2 separate regions of the Homo sapiens genome follow, and region 2 is linked to region 1. A link is an interaction called in ENCODE POLR2A ChIA-PET data of the cell type or tissue named here. Cell type or tissue: Panc1. All regions are shown on one strand.

What was found. ChIA-PET counts read pairs that join two places held together with the same protein. Peaks named below come from ENCODE experiments on the same cell type or tissue, not always from the same donor. Only the 100,000 strongest peaks of a DNase experiment are listed, where the experiment ranks them.
Region 2: POLR2A ChIA-PET joins it to region 1 with 15 read pairs; 2 of 35 experiments call an interaction of 5 or more read pairs at or near these places.

What each region holds. Positions count from the first base shown.
Region 1 is chr19:56,213,074-56,221,073 of GRCh38, reverse strand. It overlaps the pseudogene RPL13P13. Among named protein-coding and RNA genes, the nearest start is that of ZSCAN5C, 15 kb to the right of the region's middle. In Panc1, no CTCF peak of the experiment used is centred here; no DNase peak of the experiment used is centred here.
Region 2 is chr19:56,076,771-56,084,770 of GRCh38, reverse strand. LINC01864 (long intergenic non-protein coding RNA 1864) reads right to left here. Exons shown (of 4, transcript NR_110741.1): 2 at 7,696-8,000; 3 at 7,429-7,592; 4 at 5,970-6,659. Among named protein-coding and RNA genes, the nearest start is that of LINC01864, 14 kb to the right of the region's middle. RefSeq lists silencers at 3,254-3,313, 4,084-4,143 and an enhancer at 3,644-3,793. In Panc1, CTCF peaks have their summits at 3,944 and 7,904; no DNase peak of the experiment used is centred here; H3K4me3 peaks cover 946 bases; H3K27ac peaks cover 861 bases.

The DNA.
Region 1 (8,000 bases):
TTTTTTTTTTTTTGAGATGGCGTCTCCCTCTGTCACGCAGGCTGAGGTTCAGTGGCATAATCACCGCTCACTGCAGCCGCGACCTTCCAGGCTCAAGCAATCCTCCCATCTAAGCCTCCCGAGCAGCCGAGACTACAGGAGCACGCCACCAACTTGGCTAATTTTTGTGGTTTTTGTAGAGATGGAATTTTGATATGTTGCCCAGGCTGGTCTTGAACTCCGAAGTACAAGTGATCCAACTGCCTCGGCCTCCTTAAGTGCTGGCATTACAGGCATGAGCCGCTGTGCCCTGTATTGTTTTTATTAGACTTTATTATAATTATGATATTCAAATTTTTGAAATAATTTTTTGTAGTGATGGGATTTCTTGTTGCCCAGGCTGGTGTGGGGTGAGCCACCACGCCTGGCTCTAGACTTTCTTTTTCAGAGCTGTTTAGGTTCACAGGGAAATTCAGTGGACAGCACAGAGTTCCCCTAGACTCCCTCCTCACACAACACAGCCTCTCCCTGCCCAGCATCCCCAGCAGAGTGGTGCACCTGTTCCATCAGTGAGGCTGCCTGGACATATCACCACCACCCAGAGTCCATAGTGTTCATTAGGGCTCGCTCTGGGTGTTGTACGTGCTGTGGGTTTGGACAAAGGCCTCATGAGTACACACCACTGGAGTATCCTGGGGGGTATTTTCACTGCCCCCGGAATCCTCTCTGCTCTGCATATTTATCTCCCTGCCCCAGATGGTGTATTTTGTGGCCTAAATTTGGCAACCTCTAAATTCCCGATTTGACTCTTGAACTACAGAGGCATTGGGAGTCTCTGGTGACTAGTTGGTCTTAGTGATACTACCATCCCCTGAAGGCGTGGTTAATCCTCAGGTGGGTGGGCCCCAGACTCAGCTTCTGATTGAGCAGACCGGGCATGGGGCCTGAGAGTGTGCATTAAAATATATAATTCATTTTAGAATAGCTTTCTAAAGTCCATGGAGCTCCCTAATGCCCCACATGGCTTCCCCCATTGCCAACATGGTTCATTAGGATGGCACCTTTGAACTGACTGGAGCGATGAACTGACTGGATATATTGCCGTGATCTAAGGCCCATACCTTATTGAGGCCTCCTTAGTGTTTACACAATGCCCTCCTCTTCCTTCCTCCCCATCCAAGACACCACATTGCCTTGAGTTGTCACGTCTCCCTAGGATCCTCTTGGTGACAATTTCTCAGATTTTACTTGTTTGGGATTACCTGAGAATGTACATTTTAGGTGGTGCTCATGCTGCTGGTCTTGGGAGGACATTTTATGGATGGCTGATTGAGCTGACGGGCAGAGTCCTGCAATCTGCAGAGGTCTGGAAAGGTCCCTTCCCAAATAGGCTGGATTCATTTATTAAAGACTACTTTTGTAAGACTTTGGTTCTTGTCATCTTAATTTAAAGGAATTTAATCAAGAGACCCACAGCAGAGAGATGCATCATAGAATAATTGATTACAGAGGAAATACAATATCTTGAAAGTTAAGGGCAGAATAGACAGGACATCCTGGGAGCAAGGATTCAGGGCCAGCTGCTCCCAAGGATGAGACAGCAAAGACCTGCTTGAGGGAGACTCCCCTTTATGGGAGTCTTGGATGATTACACCTAGGGGGGTGGGAAGAGGTGTTACTACTAAGCATATTCTGGGTGCTCTTCTGGGCACACAGGTGCAGTAGCTGTGCACATGTCTCATTAGCGTCTTAACTGCCCGCCCAGGTGTGTGTTTTTTACTATCATAACAAGAAATGTGTCGGTTTGTGGATGGGTAAGATCAACGTGCACATTCTCTCTACAGTGGAAATACTACAGTGGAAATACCCTACTGGAGATGGCCTTGCTTGAATGAACTCAATTCCAATGTGAACGCTGAGGCTTACTGTGTTGACTGTACAGTCACCACGCGTGCAGCATCCTGAGGACGTGGTCATTTCCTTGACTGCCTATCCTGCCTCACCCAGGTCCGTTTCGGAGTAGCATTCTTTGAGGCAGGGACCTGGAATCCACCATAAAATGTACATAGACTCCCCTTTCATTCAAGAAGTGGAGGTAGGGGTGGGTGGTGGTTCTCCCTTTTGGTGATTGGGTCCAACCTTCTTCACAGACGTAGAAAATGTGTTGATAATACCACCTGCCCGTTTAATTTCAATCATGGTGCTCTATGATCCATTAATGACATCCAATGTTTCTTTAGAGCTTCATTTTCTAATTTGGCTACATGTTGGAGTCACTTGAGGAGTTTTTAATATTTTTTTTAAAAGCAATGCCTGGGGTCCAGCCCTAAGGTAATGATGTGATTGGCTGAGGATGTGGCCCCTGTGTTGAGAGTTTATAAAACTCCGCAGGTGATCTAACGTGTGGCTGAGTCTGGCAGGTCGATTTTCTTTTTTTTTTTTTTCTTTTTTTTTGAGACAGAGTCTTGCTCTGTTGCCCAGGCTGGAGTGCAGTGGCGCGATCTCGGCTCACTGCAAGCTCCGCCTCCCGGGTTCATGCCATTCTCCTGCCTCAACCTCCCGAGTAGCTGGGACTACAGGCGCCCGCCACCACGCCCAGCTAATTTTTTGTATTTTTAGTAGAGACGGGGTTTCACCATGTTAGCCAGGATGGTCTCGATCTCCTGACCTCGTGATCCACCCGCCTCAGCCTCCCAAAGTGCTGGGATTACAGGCATGAGTTACTGTGTGTGTTCACGGTGCCTGGCCCGGGTTCCTTTTCTGCCAGCTTGGAAGGGCAACCCCATGACTGAATGTGATTCTTAGGATGGCTCCGCATTTACATCCTTGTTACAGTGCATCCACCTGAAAGGCTGCACACCTGAACTGGGACTGTTAACACCCATGCCAATACAGTGTGGGGTGCCAAGAAGTGTCTGCTGATATTTGTGGGGAAAAAAATCTATTTTGTTCACCTACTGTATCAAAGGAAAATTTGGGGGAGAACAGTGGTATTGTTTTAAATCAGGGGTGAAAACAAGTTACAGATCTGAAAAAAAAAAAAAGACTGGAGGGCGATTTCTTAGAAAAGCAGAGGGATTTGGGGTCTCGGCCTTCGGGCTCCATCCAGCGCCATCGGCCTGGCGCTGCCGCCAACGCGGGCATGGATGGGCCCCTTCTTCGCAGACAGCATTGGACCGGGGCCCGGGCTCTAGGGGCGGCCTCCGGCCCAGGCTGGGAGGTTAGAGGCGGAGGCCGGGGATGGGGTGCGCGCGCGCAGGGACCTTCCCCTCGGTGGCTCCCCTCTGGTCTGCAGCCGCAGGGCCGTAGGCAGCCACGGCGCCCAGCCGGAACGGCACGATCTCGAAGCCCCGCTTCCCCAAGGACTGCAGCGGCGCGTGGCCAAGCGGTTCAACCAGCCGGCCCAGAAGATCCGCAGGCGCCAGGCCGGGCAAGCCAAGGCGCGCCGCCTCGCCCCTGCCCCGCGTCGGGGCCCATCCGGCCCATCGTGCGCTGCCCCACGGTTCGGTACCACACGAAGGTGCGCACGGCCGCGGCCTCCGCCTGGAGGAGCTCAGGGTGGCCGGCACGCGAAGAAGGGGGCCCGGACGCCGGCATTTCTGCGGATCCGAGGAGGCGCAGTCCCTGCAGGCCAACGTGCGGCGGCTGAAGGAGCCCCGCTCCAAACGCATCCGCTTCCCCGGGAAGCCCTCGGCCTCCGAGAAGGGAGACAGTTCTGCTGAAGAACTGAAACTGGCCGCTCGGCTGACAGGACCGGTCATGCCCAACCGGAATGCCTAGAAGGAGAAAGCTGGAGTCATCATCGAGGAGAAGAATTTCAAAGCCTTCGCTAGTCTCCGCATGGCCCGTCCCAATGCCCGGCTCTTCGGCATACGGGCAAAAAGAGCCAAGGAACCTGCAGAACAGGATGTTGAAAAGCAAAAATAAAGCCCTCCTGGGGACTTGCAATCAGTCAGCAGTCATGCTGGGTCTCCACGCGGTGTGTTTCCTGGCAGCAACTGGGCCTGGGATGGGACTTAGTGGCTGTGACTTCCTGGCAGCGGGTTTGGGGTTTTCTTGAAAGACAGTCCAAGCCCTGGATTATGCCTTACTTTCTGTGTTAAAAAACTGTTGGTTGTTTGACGGGGGGAGGGGGGTTGGGAGAAAAGAAAGAAAAGAAAGAAAGAAAGAAAAAAGAAAAGTAGACGGATTTGCTGGGCACGGTGGCTCACGCCCGTAATCCTATCACTTTGGGAGGCCGAGGCGGGCGCATTGCCTGAGCTCAGGAGTTCAAGACCAGCCTGGACAATACAGTGAAACCCTCCCTGTCTCTACTAAAATACACAAATTAGCCGGGCATGGTGGCGGGTGCCTGTAATCCCGGCTACTCCGGAGGCTGAGGCAGGAGAATTGCTTGAACCCGGGGGGCGGAGCTTGCAGTGACCCGAGGTCGCACCACGGCCCTCCAGCCCGGGCGACAGAGCGAGACTCTATCTCAAAAAAAAAAAAAAAAAAAAAAAAAAAAAGGAAGAAAGAAAAAAGAAAAGAAACGTGGAGGGATTCGGTGTGGGTGAGGTTGCTTCAAGCTGGTTTGGTACAAGAGCTTTCTAGCCATTCCTTATCTGTTTAGAAGTGACCGACCCACCCACCGCCAGGACGGCTCATCAAACAATGGAACCATTTGCCCTTATGGCGCACAGCTGTAATATCCAATCATCTCCAGGTGCCAAGCATGTCCTCTCATTTCATTCTCAACACGATAACGAGCGGAGGGCGGGGACCATTTCAAAGACAAAACGTGGACACCGTTTTTACACACAATGATGTTTGCACAAAATGATTGAAATGACCTGGCTTTCACAACGATCCAAAGCTACATAGAAACAAGCATAAATCTCAACTCAAGCCTGCCAGGCCCCATCCTGTAGGAACAAGTGAAATGTGAAAACTTGACCCATTGTACTAGTAGGTGGAGCTGCCACTATTTCAGTCATTGAATTGGTCTGACACATAGAATTGGGCTGACTCTGCCGACTCCTAAAACTAGAATCTAGACATTGCAGGTACATCACTCAGAGCTCCAACGAATGCCTCTGCCTTCATAGAGTAGCTTTCTGACTTCTCTTTAGCGTTTTCTCAGAAGATGCCTTGAAAATAGCCCATACAGCCAACCGCGGTGGCTCATGCCTGTAATCTCAGCACTGTGAGAAGCTGAGGCAGGTGGATAGCTTGGGTTCAGGAGTTAAAGACCAGCCTGGGCAACATGATGAAACCCCATCTCTACAAAATATACAAAAAAAAAAAAATTGTAAGGCCTGGTTGTGCACACCTGTAGTCTCAGGTACTGGGGAGGCTGAGGTGGGAGGATTGTTTGAGCCTGAGAGGTTGAGGCTGCAGGGCATTATGATTGTGTCACTGCACTCAAGCCTGGGTGACAGAGCAAGACCCTGTCTCAAAAAAAAAAAAAAAAAAAGAACAAAATAAGAAAAAAGAGAAAAAAGATAACAGCCCATATAGGGGAAGGGAAGGAACCAGGAGCTCAGTGAGGATGGCAACAGAGTCATCCAGGTTGATGGCTGTTGGCTTGACCATGAATACTGAAAGTTGAAATGGGGAGAACTGGTCAAATGCTGAATTTGTTTTTAAGTTTTAAGAAAATCCTGGCCAGGCATGGTGGCTCACGCCTGTAATCCCAGCGCTTTGGGCGGCTGAGGCAGGCAGATCACTAGGTCAAGAGATCGAGACCATCCTGGCCAATGTGGTGAAACCCCGTCTCTACTAAAAATACAAAAATTAGCTGGGCATGGTGGTGTGCGCCTGTAGTCCCAGTTACTCAGGAGGCTGAGGCAGGAGAATTGCTTGAACCCGGGAGGCAGAGGTTGCAGTGAGCCGAGATCATGCTGCTGCACTCCAGCCTGGCGACAGAGTGAGAATCCATCTCAAAAACAAAACAAAACAAAAAACAGAGAACCCCTTATCTTTTTCGTATAGTTTTACTGAGGTATAGTTGATATACAATAAATCACACATATGCAAAGGGTACAATTCAATGAAGTTGAGAATACTACTCAGCAGTAAAAAGGAATCATTGATTACACCCAAGAACATGAGTGAATTTCAAAATAATTATGAAGGTGAAGGAGGGCAGATAGAAAAGGAGTACATAAGGTATGATTCCATCGCTAGAAAATTCTACCCCTAGGCTGGGCACACTGGCTCATGCATGTAATCCCAGCACTTTTTGGGAGGCCCAGGCAGGCAGATCGCTTGAGCCCAGGAGTTCAGGATCAGCCTGGGCAACATAGTGAGACCCCAGCTCTACAAAAAAATAGAAACAATTAGCCGAGCATGGTGATGTGTGCCTGTGGTCCCAGCGACTTGGGAGGGTGATGTGGGAGGATCAGTTAAGCCTGAGAAGCTGAGGCTACAGTGCGCTATGATTGTGCCACTGCACTCCAGCCTGGGCAACAGAGCAAGACACTGTCTCAAAAAAAAAAAAAAAGAAAAAGAAAGAAAAAAGAAAAAAAAGGCAAAAATAAGGAAATTCTGTCAGTGATCTGTAATGACACAGAGAACACCAGTGGTTGTCCAGGGATGGAGTTGTGGGAGGGACAGATGATGAAGAGCCTGGGGAAGCGTTGGAGGATGGTGGGGATGTTCAGCTTCTTGATGACGGCAATGACTTCATGAGTATGTACAAATGTCAGAACTTGGACTCTGGACATGCAGGCACAGGAACCAGCTAGAGGAGCTGCCGCACAGCAGTGTAAATGCACCAAATGCCACTAAACTGTACAGATAAAACAGTTAATTTTATGTCGCGTGAAATTCATGTCAGTAAACACATTAATTAAGGTATAGGATTTGTTGAGAGACTGAGTGTGTCATGTGAGGGAAATGCAGGAATCAAGGATAACCCCACAAATCTTGTGGATTGCACATCAAGGGGGCTGGAGCCACCCTTACGTGAGGTGGGGAAAGATGTGGTCGGTCTAGGATGTGTGGTGATTGACAGCTCTGTTAGGCATCCAAGACAAGGGAAACTCCACATCCCCATGAGGGAAGGATGGTGGTTGGTCACACATTCTTAGAGAAGGCATTATTTTCTGTCTGTCATTATCAATATTAACTTTATAAATTTATACATAAAAATGGCGCCTGTAGTCCCAGCTACTCAGGAGGCTGAGGCAGGACAATGGCATGAACCCGGGGGGCGGAGCTTGCAGTGAGCGGAGATCGTGCCACTGCAGTCCAGCCTGGGCAACAGAGCGAGACTCCGTCTCAAAAACAAAACAAAAAAAAACAAAAAAACAAAAAAAAAAACCCTTACTCCTAAGCCATGGGGGGAGTTCAGGTCTTAAACATTAGCTGCCCGATTCTCCTTGCTTGGTGCCCTGCAAATAAATGTCTTCCTTTCTCTCACTGTAAAAGCTTCACGTGGGTGTTTGGCCTGAGTGCACTCGGATAGCAGAGCCCAGTTCCGTTTGGCTGATGTTGGGATGATTTTCCACGTCGACCTCACCTTGTTCTGCATTTTCTTTGAAGTACAGCTGTTTTTTTCTGGGAATCCAGAAAGCTAGAAATAACTGCAGCCATGTTGACCGGCCCAGCCTCCAAGACCCCAGGGATCATGCCAGGGGAGTGGGTCTCTTGCCCCTTCTTCCCTAGCTGTGCTTCCACCTCCTTCCCCACCTCATGTCCCATCGTCAAGGTCAGAGTCTGAAAAGCCACCAGGTGGGCCAGGTGGTTGGTTGGTGCAGATTTGGCTCCGGGTTGGGTAGATTAAGCAGTGTTGGGTTGTTGTTTTTCTGAAAGCAAGGGCACCTTCTAAATTCAATTCAGTCATCCCTAGCATGGCGCTTTTTTTGAGACTGAGTCTTGCCCTGTCACCGAGGCTGGAATGCAATGCTGGGATTACAGGCGTGCACCACCATGCTCAGCTAATTTTTATTTTTAGTAGAAATGGGGTTTCACCATGTTGGCCAGTCTGGTCTCAAACTCCTGACCTCAGGTGATCCACCCACCTCGGCCTCCCAAAATAC
Region 2 (8,000 bases), 140 kb after region 1:
CCCGTTTCCCTAAGGGTAGCCTGGAGAGTGTAGGTTCCAGGGAATATTGTTAAGATGTTTGGAGAAAACAGGATCTTGTATTCAAATAACCTGGGAAAATGCTGGATTCAAGTTTTCTTTTTTTTTTTTTTTGAGACGGAGTTTCGCTGTGTCACCCAGGCTGGAGTGCAGTGGTGCAATCTGGACTCACTGCAACCTCTGCCTCCTGGGTTCAAGCAATTCTGTCTCAGCCTCCCAAGTAGCTGGGAATACAGGCACCCAGCACCACACCCGGCTCACTTTTGTATTTTTAGTAGAGATGGGGTTTCACCATATTGGTCAGGCTCATCTTGAACTCCTGACCTCAAGTAGTCCACCCACCTTGGCCTCCCAAAGTGCAGGGATTACAGGTGTGAGCCACTGCACCCTGCCGGATTGAAATTTTCTCATACACAGAACAGTACTTGGCAGGTGGAAGGTGCTGAGCCAAGATTTAGTCGACTGGATGAATTATAAAACTAGCCCCCCACACCCACCCGGCTCAGAACTTTCCACTATGATTCTGTATACCCGGGTGGGGCTGGGGGCCAGGGCAGGGGTAGGTGAAAACATGCAGCATTTTCTGAACTTGTTCTGTCAGAAAACCTTCCATTTATAGAGCATCTTGGGCTGGTGTACTCCAGGCCATCCTTAGAGAAGTGCATGCATGTGAATTGTGTGTGTCTCTGCATGTATGAATGCATGTCTGTGTGGATGGTGCATCTGTATCTTTGTGCATATGTATGTCTGTGCGCATGTGGGTATGTGTGTGTCTGTGGTATACATCCACCCTCCTTCCCCTCATATCTACCACTCAAAGAGGCTGTGGGTGGGGACGGAGTTGCCTCTGGCACCATTGATTTTGCCTCCTCTCCTGCCTTGATGGACAAGTCTATCCAGAAATTCCCTATTTTCTGGCGCCGGTCTTTCAGCACCATGGACAGAGATTCCCCCCCCCCCCCCACCCCACCCCCCACCCCCACCCCCACAGCTGAGTCTGGGATGATGGAGCTCAGTTTAATCCATACGCGTTCCCTTTTAACGCCTCCCGATCAGTTCGAAGAGGGTATTGTTCCTATTTTACAGATAAGGGAACAGAGGCTTTGGGGAGGTTAAATAGTCCTCCAGGCTCTCACAGCTGATAAGTAGCAGAGCTTAATAGTCAGAATCTAATGCCAACACTTAGATCAGTCTATCTGTACCTTATGGGATGCTTGTGAAGTGGGGTGGCCACTAGCCATGACAGCAAGTAGACTGTGGACGGACAGCCTCATTCAGGCTGGTGGGGACTCTGGCAGGGGGATTTGGATCAGCAATTGATGTTTGGTCACAAATAAGATTTTTTTAAAAAAAGTAATGGATACTTTGAGGAAGAGATTACTTACCAAATCTCAACTCCCAAATTCCTCATTCTTCTTCCTGCATTATCCCTTGAAATACTCAGTGAATCTACAAGTGGGTTTAAAACGTAAATTTATCAGGCTGGGTGCGGTGGCTCATGCCTGTAATCCCAGCACTTTGGGAGGCCGAGGCAGGCAGATCCCTAAGGTTGGGAGTTGGAGACCAGCCTGAACAACATGGAGAAACCCTGTCTCTAATAAAAATACAAAAAATTAGCTGGACATGGTGGTACATGGCTATAATCCCATCCACTCGGGGGGCTGAGGCAGGAGAATTGCTTGAACCTGGGAGGCAGAGGTTGCGGTGAGCTGAGATCATACCATTGCACTCCAGCCTGGGCAACAAAAGCAAAACTCTATCTCAATAAATAAACAAACACAAACAAACAAATGTGCTCCAGCCTGGGCAACAAGAGTGAAACTCTGTCTCAAAAACTAAAATAAATAAACACAAACAAGTGTGCTCCAGCCTGGGCAACAAGAGCGAAACTCTGTCTCAATAAATAAATAAAATAAATTTATCAAATGAAAGCATTCCTTGCATATTATTCTGCCCCTTACATATGTATCTCTATCATCATCATGTATCATGTATATATCCACTATACATCATCTATCTACATATATTATCATTTATATACCAATCCATTGTCTTCTATTATTCCCTCTATGCATCAATTATCTATATCTGTCATCTATATGTAGCTATCATTTATGTATCAGTCATCTGTCATCTATTATCATTACACCATCCATGTGTCTATCATCTATAATCTATATCATACATGTATATCATCTGTTATCTACTTACATAGATATGTGTCAATTTATCATCTACCTCCATAGTACATATCTGTGATCTTCCTATCTTCACCATCTATTATCTCTCAATAATCTATTTGTGTACCCTATCTGTTATCTGTCATCTATCTTTAGCTATCTATGTATCTATCAACTATACCTATTTATGTATCTACCTATGATTGTTCCAAAGAGCCCTATCTACATTTCTTATTTTAAAAAACACTTTCAAAGCGTTCCTTTGTGCAGACACAGTGTTTAATTCCTGACTGACGTGCAGTCTGCCTGTTTCTAGTCTTCTGCTACTGTACCAATGCAGCAGGAAGAATCGGACCAAATCCGACCCATACCCTGTGCTGCTTGTCCTGACAGGAACTGTAAGATGAAGGGGAATGTGCGTTTGGATCCCAACAGATCCAGCTGTATCACCCTCCCCAGAGGTCAGACGCTTATCATGTCCCCAAGAATGTATGAAGTGACTGTCTCCTATCTACTCTCCGCAGTGAGGGCTTGGATATGGCTGATAGCTGGGACCCTGGGGAGCAAGGTGACGGTTCAATGTGCACCACTGTGTGTCAGGTGCTTCACTAATACCTTGTTTAGACCGGGCGTGGTGGCTCACGCCTGTAATCCCAGCACTTTGGGAGGCCAAGGCGGGCCGATCACTTGAGGTCAGGAGTTTGAGACCAGCCTGGCCAACATGACGAAACCCCGTCTCTACTACAAATATGAAAATTAGCTGGGCGTGGGGGTGGGCGCCTGTAATCCCAGCTACTCGGGAGGCTGAGGCAGGAAATTGCTTGAATCCGGGAGGCACAGGTTGCAGTGATTCGAGATAGTGCCACCGCGCTCCGGCCTGGGCAAAAGAGTGAGACTCCATCTCAAAAAACAAAACAGAACAAAACAAAACAAAACAACCTCTTTTAACCCTCCACTCTACAGACGGGAAAGCAGGCTCAGAGGGAAGGGACTTCTCCAGGACTTAAAACAAGACACAGCAAAGTTGGTTTCAGCTGCCTGGCTTTGCCCACACTGTTTAGACATGGCTGGATGTCGCTGGTCACAGAGAAGCCAGCCAGCTCAGAGAAGTGAAGCCACTCACTTTAGATCACACGCTCAGTAAATGGAGAACCCGATTCAAACTCAGGACAGTCGGACCCCACGCCGGAGCTGCTTTGACACCGTAGCCGCCTGGTGGAGTCACCCTCGACTCGTCGTCCGCTCCAGGCACTGGGGATGCAGCGGGGCAGACACGCTAGTCCCTGCCCTCAGGGATACAGACTGCGGCCTTCAGAGCAGGAAGTGAGCTGGGTGGAGGGTCCCCTTCCTCTTGCCCAGGTCTGTCTGGATCTCACTCCCCTGGGACCCGCCTCCCACACAGCTGCCTGTCACACCTGCCCATGCCCAGGACTTCCTCCATGTCTCACCCCCAGGGGTCTCTTTTTGTCTCTTCAGTCATCATCTGTGTGTGTCCCCCCCCGCAACCACTCCCACTCCCCGTGAGGGCAGAGATTGTGCCTGTCGAGGTCACCGCCGTGTCCCCTTGCTTAGCAGAGCCACTGGCAGGAAGTGCGTGCCCGATAAACACGGGCGAGTAAGTGGACGGAAAAGCTGAGCCGCGAGGAAAGAGGGGAACTTCCAAGGGCAGTTCAGGAAGCGTGGTCCAGGCGGCGCCACAGCAGGGGAGAGGCCCTGTGGGGCGCAAGGAGCGCTTGTTCACACGCACCAATAGCCACAAATGCAAAGCGCCCCAGCTGGAAGAAAGTTGAGGGGGGAGGAGGCGGTTAGGGTAGGAAAGTGGGATGTGGCGCCCCCTTGTGACCATGTCCCATCTGTGGTCATGATCAGCACTGTTAAGACACCAGCCCCTCGAGCCCAGCCGCTCCCAGTGACCAGGCCACACCGCTGTGGTCATCAGCACTGTTGGACACAAGCCCCTCGAGCCCAGCCGCTCCCAGTGACCAGGCCACACCGCTGTGGTCATCAGCACTGTTGGACACAAGCCCCTCGAGCCCAGCCGCTCCCAGTGACCAGGACACACCGCTGTGGTCATCAGCACTGTTGGACACAAGCCCCTCGAGCCCAGCCGCTCCCAGTGACCAGGACACACCGCTGTGGTCATCAGCACTGTTGGACACAAGCCCCTCGAGCCCAGCCGCTCCCAGTGACCAGGACACACCGCTGTGGTCATCAGCACTGTTGGACACAAGCCCCTCGAGCCCAGCCGCTCCCAGTGACCAGGCCACACCGCTGTGGTCATCAGCACTGTTGGACACAAGCCCCTCGAGCCCAGCCGCTCCCAGTGACCAGGACACACCGCTGTGGTCATCAGCACTGTTGGACACCAGCCCCTCGAGCCCAGCCGCTCCCAGTGACCAGGCCACACCGCTGTGGTCATCAGCACTGTTGGACACCAGCCCCTCGAGCCCAGCCGCTCCCAGTGACCAGGACACACCGCTGTGGTCATCAGCACTGTTGGACACAAGCCCCTCGAGCCCAGCCGCTCCCAGTGACCAGGACACACCGCTGTGGTCATCAGCACTGTTGGACACAAGCCCCTAGAGCCCAGCCGCTCCCAGTGACCAGGACACACCGCTGTGGTCATCAGCACTGTTGGACACAAGCCCCTCGAGCTCAGCTCTCTCCCTAGTGACCAGGCCATACCTCCGTGGTCATGATCAGCACTGTTGGATCCAAGCCCTTCGAGCTCAGCAGTTTCAGACCAGGCTCCGGAATATCCCTGCTGACACAGGGAGGGGAGGAGAGCAGAGGTGGCTGCACAGCCTAACCACTGGCCTCTGGTTTGAAAACTCATTTCTCTTTGCTAAACCCCATTTTCTCATTTGTAAAACCAAGAGCCTGGAATGAGTGTTTCAACTAAAGCCAAAAGAGGGAGTTGTGCCCAAACCATCCAGCTCCGTGCATGGGGTGGATTCAGGGTTACAAGTGCATCCTACGGGGCTGGAGAGAGCACCAGGCTAATAAGGGAGCCAGTGTGAGATGGTAGAGTGGGGAAACCAGAGCACTGTAGCCCAGGAGAAAGGAGCTCCGTTTCCAGCTTACACTGACTGTGGTCACCAGTAGGAAGTCAGACCTAACGATGCCAGAGCTTTCATTTTTTTTTTTTGAGATGGAGTCTTGCTCTGTTGTCCAGGGTGGAGTGCAGTGGCATGATCTCAGTTCACTGCAAGCTCCGCCTCCCGGGTTCACGCCATTCTCCTGCCTCAGCCTCCCGAATAGCTGGGACTACAGGTGCCCACCACCATGCCGGGCTAATTTTTTGTATTTTTAGAGACGGGGTTTCACCGTGTTAGCCAGGATGGTCTTGATCTCTTGACCTCGTGATCTGCCCATCTCGGCCTCTCGAAGTGCTGGGATTACAGGCGTGAGCCACCGCGCCCGGCCTTCATTTTTTATTTATTTTTTCTTGAGGCAGAGTCTTGCTCTGTCACCCACACTGCAGTGCAGTGGCATGATCTTGGCTCACTGCAACCTCCACCTCCCAGGTTCAAGTGATTCTTGTGCCTCAGCCTCCTGAGTAGCTGGGACCACACGTGTGCGCCACCACCCTGGCTAATTTTTATTTTTCTTGGAGATGGGGTTTTACCATGTTGGCCAGGCTGGTCTCAAACTCTTGGCTTCAAGTGATCTGCCCCCGTCAGTCTCCCAAAGTGCTGGGATTATAGGCGTGAGCCACCGCACCTGGCCTGATATATATATTTTTTTAAATAGAGAAGCTGGCAAGACAGATTTAGTAACATGTAACATCATAATTATTAGACTTTCTTCCTTAATATCTCCATGATTCAAGCCAGCAACAGTATGTTGAAAGAAAAACAGTGGAATACCTCCATGAGAACCAAATAAAACATACTGCTGTAGACCAAGCTCGTCCAACCCACCTTATTTTGTTGCTGTTCTGTTTTAGGCTTTTAGCAGCCTGAAATCATGGATTTTAGTTTCTGTCTCTAGTGATAAGTGGAAAAGAGGGATGAGGAAGGGTCTTTACTGGTCCAACCGCAAACAGAAACTGAGAACCTATGACTGTATTCTCTACCTTGGACACCCCTGCTTAGTCTGTTCAGGCTGCTCTAAGAGAATACGTAGTGTGTGTGTCTTAAACAACAGACACTAATTTCTCACAGTTCTGGAGGATGGAAGTCCAAGATCAGGGTGCTGGCATGTCTGGTGTCTGGTGAGGGCTGCTTCCCAGCGTGCGGACGGTGGCCTTCTCCCTGTGTCCTCCTGGGAAGGAAAACAGGAAAATTGGGCAGAGAGAGAAGGAACATGTCTCACATGTCTCCTCTCTGATAAAAGAAAAACTTCAGCCGAATTAAATTTAAAGGAGTTTAATGGAGCAATGAATGATTCGCGAATCACGCAGCCCCCAGAATCACAGCCGATTCACAGAGACTCCAGCGCGACCATGTGGTGCAAGATCTGTAGACATAAAAAAGGGAAAGATGTACAGAAATCGGAGGTGAGGTACAGAAAAGCTGGACTGGTAAACAGCCCGGCATCTGCCTTAATTTAAATTTTTATTTTTGAGATGGAGCTTCTTTCACCCAGGCTGGAGTGAAGTGGTGTGATCTCGGCTCACTGCAACCTCTGCCTCCCGGGTTCAAGTGATTTTCCTGCCTCAGCCTCCCGAGTCGCTGGGATTACAGGCTCCAGCCACCACGCCCGGCTAATTTTTTGTATTTTTAGTAGAGATGATGGGGTTTCACCACGTTGGCCAGGCTGGTCTTGAACTCCTGACTTCAGGTGATCCGCCCACCTCAGCCTCCCAAAGTGCTAGGATTACAGGTGTGAGCCACTGCATCTGGCCTAATTTTTGTATTTTTAGTAGAGATGAGGTTTCGCCATGTTGGCCAGGCTGGTCTCGAACTTCTGACCTCAGGTGATCTGCCCGCCTCGGCCTCCCAAAGGGCTGGGATCACAGGCGTGAGCCGCTACACCCAGCCTGTCACCTGTGTTTGAACAAGTCCTCACCCACTCTTTCCCACGTGGTCCCTCACATCGCCTGCCTGGCATTTGAGTTTGTGACCCCCAACCCCAAGCGTGTGTCAGGATAGGACCGGTTATGCTGCAAGCAAACAGCCCCCATGTCAGGGGCTCACAACACTCAACATTTTATCTTGTTTGTGTTCCGTGCCTGCCATGGGTTGCGGGGAGCTCTGCTCCACGTTGTCAACTCTCTGGGACTCACCATTTGCCGTGGCCAGGCAGAGAGACTTGGCAAATCGTGTACTGCTCTTGAAGTCTCCAGCCAGAAGCGACACACACTTCTTCTGCTCTGGGTTCATCCCCCACAGCAAGGCACATGGCCATGCCCAGCTTTCAGGGAGCCGGAAAGTAAGTCCTATTTTGTGTCTGGGAGGGAAAATGGGAAAATTGGGCAAAGGATTAGTTATTCTGGGTATAATCCAACATGCTGGTTCTCAGAAACCAAACGAGCCTCAACCGTGCATCTCACCTGAGTCTATATTCTCAGTGTTCTCTGTCCTGTGGTCTCAGTGATGGGTCCTGTTCCTTTTACCTGGGGCAACCCCCGGCCCAGCTGGTTCCACCAATGCCAGAACTGGCCTGGATGCTTCTCCACTTCAGCCCTGAGCCTGGGCTGAAGCTGCTGAGGCTCTGCATCCCGCTGGCCTCCTTCCTCTGGATGAGGAGGTAAAGATGATTGCTCACAGTTGGAGGTAGGGTGTCAGAGAGCCCTCTGGGAGCTGCAGATGCACTGTCATTCCTGGTGGGATGAAACACTGCCCAGACCACATCTGG